Regions from separate parts of the Homo sapiens genome. Here region 2 is linked to region 1. A link is a contact called in ENCODE Hi-C or POLR2A ChIA-PET data. All regions are on one chromosome and are shown on one strand. The core of a region is the stretch at or near the end of the contact, and the rest is flanking DNA. Distances in the headings are between cores, read along the strand shown. Region 1 overlaps SPATS2 (spermatogenesis associated serine rich 2). Region 2 overlaps KCNH3 (potassium voltage-gated channel subfamily H member 3).

What was found. A loop is a pair of places that touch in the nucleus more often than their neighbours do. ChIA-PET counts read pairs that join two places held with the same protein, here RNA polymerase II (POLR2A). Pooled maps may share reads with other maps.
Region 2: a loop to region 1 is called in a map of endothelial cell of hepatic sinusoid, with 10 times the contacts of the local background. The contact joins two enhancer-like sites. A Hi-C loop is called at or near these places in 6 of 168 maps with a recorded cell type or tissue (PC-3, PC-9, breast epithelium and 3 more), 1 of 37 single-sample maps with no recorded cell type and 12 of 50 pooled maps. POLR2A ChIA-PET finds 5 or more read pairs at or near these places in 14 of 52 experiments (A549, A673, AG04450 and 11 more).

What each region holds. Positions count from the first base shown.
Region 1 is chr12:49,513,353-49,517,153 of GRCh38, reverse strand. SPATS2 (spermatogenesis associated serine rich 2) reads right to left here. Exons shown (of 14, transcript NM_023071.4): 10 at 2,541-2,599. Among named protein-coding and RNA genes, the nearest start is that of KCNH3, 24 kb to the left of the region's middle. RefSeq lists a silencer at 3,149-3,327. Within about 2 kb of position 1,718, at least 3 of the 41 ENCODE cell types and tissues checked have a DNase peak (open chromatin) inside an H3K27ac peak, as active enhancers do.
Region 2 is chr12:49,556,401-49,560,201 of GRCh38, reverse strand. KCNH3 (potassium voltage-gated channel subfamily H member 3) reads right to left here. Exons shown (of 15, transcript NM_012284.3): 13 at 3,726-3,801; 14 at 2,943-3,019; 15 at 1,865-2,848. The coding sequence ends at 2,249. It overlaps MCRS1 (microspherule protein 1), which reads left to right. Exons shown (of 15, transcript NM_006337.5): 10 at 235-263; 11 at 381-473; 12 at 667-749; 13 at 901-988; 14 at 1,232-1,359; 15 at 1,473-1,903. The coding sequence ends at 1,559. Among named protein-coding and RNA genes, the nearest start is that of MCRS1, 9.8 kb to the left of the region's middle. Within about 2 kb of position 2,170, at least 2 of the 41 ENCODE cell types and tissues checked have a DNase peak (open chromatin) inside an H3K27ac peak, as active enhancers do.

The sequences.
Region 1 (3,801 bases), core at 469-2,968:
CAGCTCTAGCATTCAGTGATTCTATGACAAAATTATAGCTCTCAAAATGGCAAAAATGAGGTGAATAAAAAGCTTTCTACACGTAACAGATAACTCATAGGACCTAATTATACAACACTGGAAAAGATTGAAATACTACAAACCTATCAGTTACTTAATAAAATTATAATATGTAAAAAACAAAAAGCAACTCTTGATAGCACTGGTAAATGAGTAATTACTCTTGATAGCATTGGTAAATGAGTAATATCATTGAGAACCAGGATTTTCAGGGAGAAAAGAGCTAAAGATATAAAACTGATGAAGTTAAGTAAAACTTTGAGCTCTGAATTTGATAAAATAAGATTGGCCACAAATTGATAATTGGTTGAAGCTGAGTGATGGGAATTTGTTACATTAGCCTCGCTATCTGAAATTTTCTTTTCTTTTCTTTTTTTTTTTTTAGTTTTGAGATGGAGTCTTGCTCTGTCGCTAGGCTGGAGTGCAGTGGCGCAATCTCGGCTCACTGCAACCTCTGCCCCCTGGGTTCAAGTGATTCTCCTGCCTCAGCCTCCCGAGTAGCTGGGACTACAGGCGCATGCCACCATGCCCAGCTAATTTTTGTATTTTTAGTAGAGACAGGGTTTCACCATGTTGGCCAGGATGGTCTTGATCTCTTGACCTCGTGATCAGCCCGCCTCGGCCTCCCAGAGTGCTGGGATTACAGGCGTGACCCACTGCACCCGGCCAAAATTTTCTATTAATATAAAAGATGTATTAATATTCTTAAAAGCACCTTCTTTTTTTTTAATTTCAAGACAGGGTCTTGCTCTATCGCCCAGGCTGGAGTACAGTGGTGCAATCACAGCTCACTGCAGCCTCGACCTCCTGGGCTCAAGTGATCCTTCCACCTCAGCCTCTCAACTAACTAGGACTACATGTAGCACATGACCCCATGCCTGATTTATATATATATATATATATATATATATATATATATATATATATTTTTTTTTTTTTTTTTTTTTTTTTTTTTGAGATGGAGTCTTGCTCTGTTGCCAGGCTGGAGTGCAGTGGCGCAATCTCGGCTCACTGCAACCTCTGCCCCCTGGGTTCAAGTGATTCTCCTGCCTCAGCCTCCCGAGTAGCTGGGACTACAGGCGTGTGCCACCATGCCCAGCTAATTTTTGTATTTTTAGTAGAGACGGGGTTTTATCATGTTGGCCAGGATGGCCTCGATCTCCTGACCTCGTGATCTGCCCGCCTCAGCCTCCCAAAGTGCTGGAATTACAGGCATGAGCCACTGCGCCCAGCCTTATTTCTTATTTTTTGTAGAGACGAGGTTTCACTATGTTGCCTAGGCTGGTCTCAAACTCCTGGGCTCAGGTGATCCGCCCAAAGTGCTGGGATTATATGCGTGAGCCACCACGCCTGGCCTAAAAGGACCTTCTTCTCAAAACTAAGAAATATGTCTTCTTAGTGGTTTTAGTTTATCTGCATTTCCATTTTCAAAAAGAGAATATACAGATAAAATAATGGACTGAAATGTCAAATTTAGAAACTCAAAATATATTGCTCAATGTAATGAAATCTCACCTCTGAAAAACAGTGGAAGGCATCTCTGCTACATTCTCAAATTTTCAAGTTAAAATGGACCAAAGCTGAAGTCATTTCAGTGCTTCAAAGCTGCATCCTCTGGCCCGTGACCACACACACAAGTGATTTAACTGTGAGTCATGATCTCGACCTAGCCCAGCATTTCTATTCTTACCAGTTTGGGGGTGGGTTAAAATAAACAACTTTCCTAATAATTAATCTGGCGTTCAATGCAGGAAGATAAAACCTGCCACCGAAATGCCTCAAATCAATGCCATTGTACAAGTTGCAGTTGGTATTCCCTTGTCTTCGTGTAGCTGTGTATGTTTAACCTAACACTTAACAGAAATGATCAAAAAATAGGTATCTGTTTTTTCTGTACAAAACCCCACAAATCACCAAAGTTAGACTTCATTCCTCCAGAATCTATTTTAGTAAGCTTTCAAGAAACCTGGTATCTTGAACCCTCAATTCTCTAACTTTTCCCCTACCCATTGATAACAGACACTGAGTGAAGACTGTTCTATAAACTGAGAAAACAAAGAAAGTTCTGAGATAGGTAATGATAGGAGTATACACATACAATCGTAGGCAACCTAATGAAGTCTTCTCTGATTATGCTAAAGGTTTTTTTCCAAGTAGAAAAAATCCCAGTGGAATTGCTTAAACACTAGAGGAAGAAACAAAATAAAATAAAAACCTGGTGGCAGATACCGTGATGCAGTCTCTTATACACTGAACTCTGCATTCAAAATATTAAGATTTGGAAATATTTTTAAAACAGGCTCTTTAAAGTTATTTCACCTGAAAGGATTCATATGCCAGTACAGTGCAACTGCTTAAGATTATTTAAATATATAAACTCTTATTATGGTATTTATATGGAACTTTTGTTATAAGGGTTGGGAAGTAGGTACCTACTATTTATGAAGGTAATAGCTTTAATTAAAGATCAATCATCTTACTTGCTTCAGCTTTCACTTTGTCCATTTCAGCAAGCAACGCCACTTCTCGATCCATTAAACTAGGAAAAGATGACAAAGGAATAAAAAGTTTGATCAGAAACTCAAATACAAAATTAGCACATTATTAATAGTAAAGAAAGACCAGTGAGTTTGTTTGCTAAAAGCATACTAAAAAATAATATTGTATGGATCACATACAAATTCTGATGTCTTACTCTCAACAAAGAATATTTTAAGATTTTCCCATAAATAAAATAAATAGACCCAATTCCCTTTTATATTGCAATATTGGTACATTGCAGCAGTACACCAATTGTAGACGTCTAAGAGTTGAGAACCAGCAGATGGCAGTAGCAAGCTACAAAACACATTTTTTAGTAAGCTGTGCTAAAGCAAAAGTCCGTGTGGAAATTACTTACTTAACCATGTATGTACTCACATACTTTTTTTTTTTTTTTTGAGACGGAGTCTCGCTGTCTCCTAGGCTGGAGTGCAGTGGCGCGATCTTGGCTCACTGCAAGCTCCGCCTTCCGGGTTCACGCCATTCTCCTGCCTCAGCCTCCCGAGTAGCTTGGACTACAGGCGCCCGCCACCACGCTCGTCTATTTTTTTTGTATTTTTAGTAGAGATGGGGTTTCACCGTGTCAGCCAGAATGGTCTCGATCTCCTGACCTCGTGATCCGCCCGCCTCGGCCTCCCAAAGTGCTGGGATTACAGGTGTGAGCCACCGCGCCCGGCCTGTACTCATACTTTTTATATTTATATTTTGGTCTATAAAATTTGATGGCCTTGCATCTAATTAATTTTTACCAAGCAATATCCCCACTAGGGCATAGTAAATTTATCCATGATTAGGACTTGTATGTCTTCAACAGCTGACCATGGTTGCACCAAGTCCACTTACATTTTAGTACTTAGAATGCAAAGTAGTCAAAAGATAGACATATAGTGTGCTAGTTTCTGAGAAACACATAATAGTAACTAGGAAGGATGGAATTACAGATTTCTGGTAGGCTTTTTACAGAAAAAGAACATTAAATAGGCAATTAGAATTTTTTCCACTGCAAATATAAATGGTTTATAGGCACATAAAGCTTTTCCATGTTGTTATAAAAGAGCCCACAGCCTTCAATGTATAAGGAGACAGTAGTACCCTAGTATTCAACCTCTGGATGAAAATAATTTTCCTTACCATATCGGTTTTGCTTTGTGGTGGCAAAAAGAAAAAAAAATCTAGAATGTTAATACTTGCACAAACATG
Region 2 (3,801 bases), core at 921-3,420, 43 kb before region 1:
CCCGTTGGTGCTTGGCCCCCCCTGGCTGAGCCCCCTCCCCTCCCACTGGGGCCTTCTTAGGCTCCGCTGCTTTACCCTTATCCCCAGCCCAACCCCAGAGAAGGAGGCTGGGCCAAGGCCTGATGTACCACCTTCCAGGCCACTTGGCTAAAGGGGCTCAGGGATGCCCTAATGAGCCAAGTAACAGGCAAGCTGAAGGTGGACCTAAATCTTCCTTCTCTTCTTGCCCCTCAGGGACATGCGAGATGAGGTCCTGGAACATGGTAAGTATGGCCTCATGGGGTGGTGAGGGGATGGAAGCTCCTGCCAGAATCAAGAGGACCAGTACAAGGTGCTGGTGGCCTCAGAGCATCCCTCCTTACCACCCCACCTCACCCCAGAGCTGATGGTGGCTGACCGGCGCCAGAAGCGAGAGATTCGGCAGCTGGAACAGGAACTGCATAAGTGGCAGGTGCTAGTGGACAGCATCACAGGTGAGGAGGCCTGGGCACCAGAAGGCTCACTCTTCAGCATCCTTCGCCCCAGCCTGTGCCCCTGTTGCTGCCTGGCTGGGGAGACCCTCGTTTCCCAGGCCCCGACCCCCTTCCCTTATAAACCTTGCCCTGGTTCCCTGCCTTGCATTCTGGCCCTCAGGGGTAGGCTCTTCCAAACTCCCTCTTCTCCCAGGCATGAGCTCTCCGGACTTCGACAACCAGACACTGGCAGTGCTGCGGGGCCGCATGGTGCGGTACCTGATGCGCTCGCGTGAGGTGAGGCAGGCCCATCCCCGCCCTTCTTAGGCTGCTTCCTCTGTCAGTGCCTTTCTCTGCGTAGTCCTTGGTTTCCCATCTTTCTCTGGCCTGCATAGACCTACTCCCCCAATTCTTCAGGTCCCAGCCCTCACCTGCCCCATTTCCCCAGATCACCCTGGGCAGAGCAACCAAGGATAACCAGATTGATGTGGACCTGTCTCTGGAGGGTCCGGCCTGGAAGATATCCCGGAAACAAGGTATCCCCCACCCCCTGCCCCAGCAGGAAGCAGTGTGAGGTCGTCCCTCCCAGCCTCTCGCTGTCCTTTCTAGCCCTGGGCTTGGTGTCCATGGGGACCCTCGTGGACCACCTGAGGCAGGGATTCCTTGGTGTCTGCAGGAAGCAGAGCTGGTCCATGGAAGCTCCTGGCTCTCTCTGGCCTTTCCCCATCCCATCAATCCCTCCCCATCCCATCATCCCTTCTTTCTTTCTGCTTCCACAGGTGTCATCAAGCTGAAGAACAACGGTGATTTCTTCATTGCCAATGAGGGTCGACGGCCCATCTACATCGATGGACGGCCGGTGCTCTGTGGCTCCAAATGGCGCCTCAGCAACAACTCTGTGGTGGAGGTGAGCTGGGGAGGAGGCAGGAAGGCCAGGATGAGACCTAGGCGTGGTGAGCCAGTACACCAACTTGGTCCTGGTGCCACCTCTGTCTTAAGCCACCTTTGTCTCCCACCCAGATCGCCAGCCTGCGATTCGTCTTCCTTATCAACCAGGACCTCATTGCCCTCATCAGGGCTGAGGCTGCCAAGATCACACCACAGTGAGGAGTGGTGGCAGGACTCGTGGGCCCTCTCCGGCCTGTTTCCCCTGCCACTCCAGCCCCCTTGAGCTGGGAACTCAGGCTCCTGGAAAAACCTGGGCAGTGGGAGGCTCAGCTGCGGGCCATTGATTTGAGCCTTTGAGGGAGGATAGGGCTGGCCTTTGTGAAGCCAGCAGAGGCTGAGAACCTCAGGCTTCCCTAGATCCAGAGCCCCTCCCCATCTTCCTCTCTCTAAAAACAACCCTACCCCCCATTGCCACCTTCACTCCTGTGTCTCCAGCTGATTAGCCTCAGACTCTTCTTTTATTGTTTTTCTTTTGTAAATAAAAAGCACCAGGTTCCAAAGTAGTTTATTTTATTTTTTTTTTTTAATATAAAAATTTGGGGACAGGTAGAGGCAGGGGCACATGCAGGGGATGGCAAAGCTCTTCCTTGTCCTCAGGCCTCTGCCCCCAGCCTGCAGAGGGAGACCGGGAGGTCAGAGGAGCAGGCCGAGGAGAGGCCTGCCCCAGGGATCCAGCCTATCCTCTCTGAGAGTCAGGAGCCAGGTCCTCCTTTGCTTCCAGGCTCCCTGCCCTGAGCCAGCGGGCCGCATGGAGTCCGTGGGGAGGCTGCCACCCTGCCTTCACTCTGAGGTTGGGCCGAACAGCAGATGGCAGCACACCTGGCAACGCTGAGTTCTAGGGCTGGTACTCAGACCCCTGTGCCTTCTTCCTGGGTCCACTGGACTGTGCCAGAGCCATGGCAGCCAATAAGCACCATCTCCAGGCTGTGGGGGTCCCAGGGCAAGGCCAGGCCCCCTGACCCTGGTGGGGGCTCTCCAGTGCTGGTAGCCTCAGCCTGGCTCACAGGCTCTGCGGGCCCAGTCCTAGCCCCTTCCTCAGAAGGAGGAGGGGAGGCAGGGGTGCTGGGCTCAGAGCAGAGGTCTCCTGAGGCAGGGGGCTCTGAGTCTGAGGTGGAGGTCCAGAAAGCTGTGGCTCGAGGCCAGGGGGAGCTCTGAGACGCTGGGGGACCCCAGGGCCAGGGTGCCATGAGGGGAGGAGGCCCCGGACGAGGGTGGGGCCAAGTCCCACTCAAGACAGAGCCAGCTGGGGGCTGCAGGCAGTAGGAGGATGCCCCAGTGTCCACACACAGAGGCTGCAGAAGCCCGGAGGTGCTGGCTGGGCACGGCCCCTCTCCCGATGCCCGAGGGCACGGACCCTCCCTGTGGGGCGCCAGGACAAGCTGCACAGCCTGGCGAAGTGACTGCAGTCCTTCCCGCATCTGCAGCACCTGCTCTGACAGCTCTGTCACCTTTGGGGGAGGGAGGAGGCGAGGTCAGAATGGAGTCAGCCATGGAGTGCCTTCCCCTGGTGCCCCCCTCACCTCCACCTTCCCCCTCACCCACCGCCTGCCGAAGCTTGTCCAGTGTGTCTGTGTTCCTTGCCTCGCTGGGCCCATGGGGAACAGTGAGCAGGCCGCTCTCTGTGGGTAGTAGGATGGGGTTATCAGCTGGGGCTGGTAAGAGGAGATAGGCAATTTGGGGGTCTAGGCCTTGCCCCAGTTAGAGCACATTGACCTGGTAGGACCTGACTCCTAGGATCATCTCTTCTGGCCTTGCCCAAGGTGCTGAATTTTGCCCAAACTTCCAGGGGCAGGGAAAACACCACCCAGCAGCCCTCAGCCACACTGCCTAGTGCTCTCCTTCCCCTCAAAAAGTTGTTCTTTGTGCCTGTCCCTTGCTCTGTCCTCCAGGCAAATGGACATTCCTAGGAGCTCATTACCTTGTCCACTTCCCTGGCCTGGAGACATTTTCACCCCTGGATCCCCAGCCCTCTATCCCTTCAGTTAGCCAGAGATTGGGCTAAGGCTTTCAGTTACATTATATAACGTAAACATCAACCCATTTTTTTACAGACAGGAAGCTGGGGCCAGAGAAGCCAAATTCACACTGCTAGAAAGCTGACAGAGCAAGGATATAAACCCAGTTCCTGGCTGCGTCGAAATTAAAGTGCTGGTCTTCACCACCAAACTCCCCTGCCCGCACGACACCAAGGGGTAGTGGGGTGAGACGGCCTCCAGGCAGTCTGCCAGTTTCTCTAACATTGAAGGCTCAGAGGTCAACAGTGCTTGAGGTTCACAAGGCAAAGGGGCTGCCCCACCAACCTAGACCATCCCGGGGCCCTGGTACCTGGTCCAGGGGAGGGGCTGCTGCTACATTCCGGGCCAGACTGGCCCACGCGGAAAGAGAACTTGGGCTGGTCCGA